Linked DNA regions of Homo sapiens: region 2 is linked to region 1. A link is a loop called in an ENCODE intact Hi-C map of the cell type or tissue named here. Cell type or tissue: heart left ventricle. All regions are shown on one strand. Links, peaks and the distances in the headings refer to the core of each region. The heading gives the core; the rest is flanking DNA. Region 1 has its middle 330 kb from the start of FOLH1. Region 2 has its middle 20 kb from the start of FOLH1.

What was found. Peaks named below come from ENCODE experiments on the same cell type or tissue, not always from the same donor. Only the 100,000 strongest peaks of a DNase experiment are listed, where the experiment ranks them.
Region 2: a loop joins it to region 1, with 5 times the contacts of the local background. A loop is called at or near these places in 32 of 110 quality-filtered maps.

The regions. Positions count from the first base shown.
Region 1 is chr11:49,533,688-49,536,613 of GRCh38, forward strand. No RefSeq gene overlaps it. Among named protein-coding and RNA genes, the nearest start is that of FOLH1, 330 kb to the left of the region's middle. In heart left ventricle, for the core only: no CTCF peak of the experiment used is centred there; no DNase peak of the experiment used is centred there.
Region 2 is chr11:49,227,524-49,230,449 of GRCh38, forward strand. No RefSeq gene overlaps it. Among named protein-coding and RNA genes, the nearest start is that of FOLH1, 20 kb to the left of the region's middle. In heart left ventricle, for the core only: a CTCF peak has its summit at 1,751 (motif pointing right); no DNase peak of the experiment used is centred there.

The DNA of each region.
Region 1 (2,926 bases), core at 295-2,794:
ATAGTTACCTTATAGTGCTATAGAACCTGAGAACATATTGCTCCTATCTACATGTAACTTTATATGTATTAATCACCTCTCCCTATGCTCCCCTTTCTTTTACTTTTCTCAGCCTCTAATAACCATAAATCTATTTTCTTCTATGAGTACAACTTTACTGCAGCACTATTCACAATAGCCATGACATAAAATCCACCTGAGTATCCATCAGCAAATGAATATACAAAGAAAATGTTACACACACACACACAAACAATGGAACACTGTATCTGCAGATATACACACACACACACACACACACACAATGGAACACTATCCACCATAAGATGAATTAAATGCTGTAATTTGCAGCAACATAAATGAGCCTGGATGATATTATGTTAAGTGAAATAAGACACAGAAAGAAAAATACTGCATGCTTCACTCATATGTGTGAGCTAAAATTTGTCTTTGACAAATGACATTTTGATTATAACATGGCTTAGAGAGAATCTTTTTACACTGAGTCTAACTGGGGAATTTTTAGCTTCCTGGATTTGGATGTCCATATCTCGCTCAAGTATTGTGAAGTTTTCAATCATTATTGTGTAAAATAGGTTTTCTGTGCCTCCTACAGTAATATGATGCTCCAAATATTTGTTCATGTAATGATGTTTCATAAGTACTGTAGTATCTCTTTATTCTCTTTTATTTCTATATTTTTCTGACTTTGTTATTTCAAAGGACTTGTTTCCAAGTTCAGAAATTCCTTCTTTTGTTTGAGCTAGTCTTTTGTTGAAACTCTCAGTTGTGTTTTATATTTCATTCATTGAATTATTCAGGTCTAAGATTTCTGCTTGGTTCTTTTATATGATACTTATCTTATTGTTGAACTTCTCGTTCCTATCACAAATTATTTTCTTGAATTCATTGAATTGTTTGTCTGTATTTTGTTGTATCCTGAGTTCCTGTGAGATCACTATTTTTATTTCCTGTTAAGGCATTTCAGAAATACTTTTTTTTTGGAATCTGTTTCTGAAGACTTATGTTCCTTTGGGGTGTCAAATTTCCTTGTCTTTTTATGTGTCTGGTGCCCGTGTGTTGATATCTGCAAATCTAGTAGAACAGTCATTTTTCCCCTATTTTATCGAGTGCTTTTGTAAGAAAAGACTTTTCCCTGAAGATGGATCCTAGGATGTCAGTTGGGTATGGTACATTGCCTTTAGCTGTGGATGGATTCTGTAGTATGACCTCCATGCAGTTACTTCGGTTGAAATCCTTGTCCATGATATCTGTTATTGCCTCTGTGGTCTAGGCTATAGGAGTCTGTGATGGTGGTGGTGTGGTATTGCTTGAGGTTGTGTCTCTGGGCTGGTCATGTTGGGTGAATATGAGCACAATGTGCCAACAGGCTGTGTGGTGGGCTCTCTGGGGAACTGGGCTGTAACCACGTTGGCTGTTGGATTAGGCACAGGCATAGGCACAAGCATTTTTCTTGAAATGGAGAGAAAAGTGAGGTGTTGCCTGTAATCCCAGCACTTTGGGAGGCCGAGGCAGGCAGATCACAAGGTCAAGAGATTGAGACCATCCTGGCCAACACGGTGAAACACAGCCTCTACTAAAAATACAAAAATTAACTAGGCATGGTGGCATGTGTCTGTAGTCCCAGCTACTCAGGAGGCTGAGGCAGGAGAATCGCTTGAACCCAGGAGGTGGAGGTTGCAGTGAGCCGAGATCACACCATTCTACTTCAGCCTGGTGACACAGCGAGACTCCATCTCAAAAAAAAAAAAAGAAAAAGAAAAGTGAGATGTTATCTTCCTTCAGATCTAGTAAAGAGTGTCCCAGGAGAATCTCTAATTAAGAATGGGTTGGTTTATGAAAAGAGGGTATTGGTATCTTATTAACTACCTGAGTAGTGGTGATTGAAAAACAAATTATCTGGCCTGTCAGTCTGGGGCATGGTGAGATTATTTTTGAGGGAGCTTGACCTAAAGTGTAGGTATACATATGAAGATAGATATATTTGGTGTCTATTTTTAGTATAGGCATATCTTAAATCTAGAGCCTTCCAGAGCAACCTAGGCCAGCAGAACTCTAAGATAAAATATGGTGTCTGAAGAAAATATGGTGGTGACCCTACAACATTTGAATTCTCTGATGATCTTGGAAGTGCAGAAGCAGGCTCCAGTGTTCCAATAGCTCCACATAAAGTTAATAAAAGTTAGCTGGGAGATGTAATTTAGGAAGCATCCTAGCCAGCTGACTGGTCAAGCAATAAATTGCCCAACCCAGAGAAGTGGTTGACAGCATATATCTTTGGTGACATTGTTGAGGAGCTTGGCTGTATTGTATGAGTGGTTCTTGAAGAGAGATAACTAAATGAATCTGGATACCATCAGAAAACTAGGCTCATCAATAATACAGAATCCAACATACCCCTGGAGCATCTGAGCATCAGATTGGGTAAGGTCAGGGGTACCTTCTCTATACTACCATATCAGCAGCCACAAAAGAGGATTATTTTTCTCTCAATTCTTCTTCTTTGCCTCAGTGGTAAAGTAACGAGAAACTAGGATAGAGAGAAAACATGAAGGACGTTTAAAGGCAAAGTCATCTACTTCTGTTCCAGGTGCTAAATCAGGGAAAAATGTTCAAACAGTAGATCAACCATCTTTGTCCTCTACTATTCTTCAAATTTCAAGTCTTTTCTGAATAGAATGGAAAGAATGAGGATTCTGATAAGAAAACTATGTTTTAAACTGAAAAGAAATGTCTTAAGAACCCAAGGTAATCAAAATAATTATGTATTTAACATAAGCTTCCTTGAAGGGTTCTGCCACCTTACTGGGAAGCTATAATTTTAATAAATAACGTAACACATTGGGAAGCATAACACATTAAGAAGCAATAATTTTAATAAATATCTGTTTATATTAATACTTCA
Region 2 (2,926 bases), core at 212-2,711, 310 kb before region 1:
TGAATATTGATGATGGTCAAATGTTATTTCCCTTGAACTCGAGATTCTATTCAACTCCTACTAAACATCCTTACCTGAACAATTAATAGACACATCAAATTTAATATATCCTAAGTTGGACTCTTGATGTCCTGCTCTTCCAAACCTGGTTCTCTTGCACATTTTCTATCTCATTAAATGTCTATTTCTTCCCATTGCCTAAGCAATTCAGAGTCACTCTCGAAGTGACTTTTCTAATTTCCCCATGCATATTTGATCGATCAGTCGTGTTAATTATGCCTTTTAAATGTGTCAAGAATCTAATTACTCCTCTTCCACTGCTAACTTTTCTTGAAATGACCATCAGCTGTCTCTTGGATAAATACGATGCTTTACTTTTGGTATTTCTGATTCAGCATTTGCTTCCTTATTATCCGTTCTGAACATAGCATCTGGGTTAGAGGTCTTGTCACCTCTGTGTCCCAAAGTCTACAGTGATTCCCACCACCCTCCTTATCAAGGCTAACAAGGCCCTACATGATCTGGTCCCCACTTCTTTTCAGACCTAATTTCTTCTACTTTTTTCAGGCTTCACTCATTAGCCACACTGTCCTCCTTGGTGTGCTTCCACTCTTAGCACATTCCCAGCAAAGGCCTTTTGTTCTGATTGTCCCTCTTCTTGGAGCTCTCTTCCTTAAATATCTGCAAAATATCTGCTTATCTTTTTCCATCACATCCTTCAGGCCTTTCCTCAAATGCCAATTTCTCAGGGAGGTTTTCCCTGGCAACCGTATCTAAGATTACGCTTTCCTACCCCAGCACTATCAAACCCCATCCCTGCACAGTTCTCTTCCTATTTACAGCCATCTAACCTACTACATATGTGACATATCTATGTATTGACTGTTTTCCCCTCTAGAATATATGTACAATGAGGGCATGGATTTTGTTCACTGTTTCATTTCCAGCACCGTAAAGAGAACCTGATATATAGAAGACCCTATATAAGTAACAATTGAATACTTAAAGGCAGGCAACTCTAGGGTTTCTTCCCCAGACCTCTGTACCAGAAATTGAAATAGGAAATAGAAGATATTGAGGATACTAGGTATTCTCTACCTGTGTTATTGACCAGAAGCAGCAACATATAATTTTTCTTTGCAAGGACTAAGCTAATCAATAACGAAGCAATGTCACTGAAAATCACACTCATGGAATGAATTTTAATAAAAATATATTTTTGGATGCTTTTTGTTATATTTGAGAGAATGAATTGAGAATTTTTGTTTTTTTTAAGTCAGGTGGACTCCTAATAACTTTTAAAGGCTAAGTTAAAAAGGTCTCATTTTCTCTAAAGCATTTCTGACTTACCAGTCAGTCAGTCACTCTTTCCTCAGCACATTTTATGTGTGTCTTAACTCTAGCTCTTATCACATTATTTCATAGTTTGCTGTATTGGGTTAATTCCACAACTAGGCTTTGTGTCCCGAGGAGCTACAACTGCTTCTGTCACATAGTAGGTTCTCATAAATCTTTGTTGAATAGCTTATGTAGACTCAGATGCCACAAGATTGGCAATAATTCACTGTTATTACAAAAAGAGAATTAATATAAAACATCACCTTGTTTGTAGATATATTAAAGAAGAAGGGAACCATGAAACACAATCTTAAGGAATTACAATGTGTCCTCTAAGTTTTGGATTTAATTGTCCTACCTAAATCTTAACAAACAAAAGCACATTGATACTTTATTTTTCTTCTTCTTATGTTTTGTATTACCCTGACTTAGTCACCAGATGTCACTATGAGACTGTTGTCCAGGTCACTCTTTCTTTAAACAAGAAGGAAACAAAGACCTCACATGAGGCAAAACCTATGGAGCAAAAACACATGGAGCAAAACCTATGTCCTTGCGGAAACACCTTATAAATGTTAAGGCTAGTAGCTTTAGGGTTTTATTTTAGAGTGGATTTTGGCATGGCTTAGTGTGTAAGAAAGAGCGCTGGACTGGGAATTGAGACTCCTGTATTTTAGCCCCAATTCTGTCATTTTAAAATATTTGACCACCTGGTAGATTTCTTTACCTTTCTGGGCTGTGAAAGATATCCTCATCTGAAAATAAGGGTGGCCAAAGAACCTCACAATCTTCAAGCTCTAACATCCAGTGATTCTATTCCCTTCTTTTGCTAATTTCTTGGAAAGTAGCCAGAAGACTTTACTACCAGGGATGATTTGGGAAGTCAGCATAAGTGAGAATAATGAGTACCTATTGCATACTCTATTTTATTCTAAACACAGTCTCTGCTAGGCTTTGACCTACCATGAAGTGGGGAAACCTTTATGGTCACTCTCACTTCTACACAGTCTCTGTATATTGGTGGTACACATTGTGTGAAATACCTTCTCCATCTAGAGATTGCTTCATTTTTTTATTATAAAAACATTACACAAAATTTGTTTAAGGTGTCATGTAAATATACTTTTAGTGACTGTCATTTTTGGGGTTTCACTCTCAGAGGAAAATGAATTATTTATATTAGGTATTTCTGAATACCTAATCTGAATATGCTTGCTTTTTTAAAAAAACCAGTTCTCTGCAATGTTCACCCATCCACCTACCTAAAATATGCACCACTTAATCTTTTATTCATGCTGCTCCACAGCGTGCCGTAATCATAACCCACTTGTGGTAGACTCAGACACTGTTGTTGTATGAATGCCTCATTTATCTCTTTCTGTGCATATTTATGTTTCAGTTAGCTATTTTCATTGCATGTAGTTCCTTCCATAGTGTGGGTTCTTGTATTCTCAGCCATTTTCTTTGTCATTATTTTACTCAGAGTCGAACCACAGAGTAAATATTTTTGAGAACAGTCTGAATTATATGGAGCCTTTAACACTTAGAGGCACTATCCTAATACCCAAATTATTATATAGAACAAGCT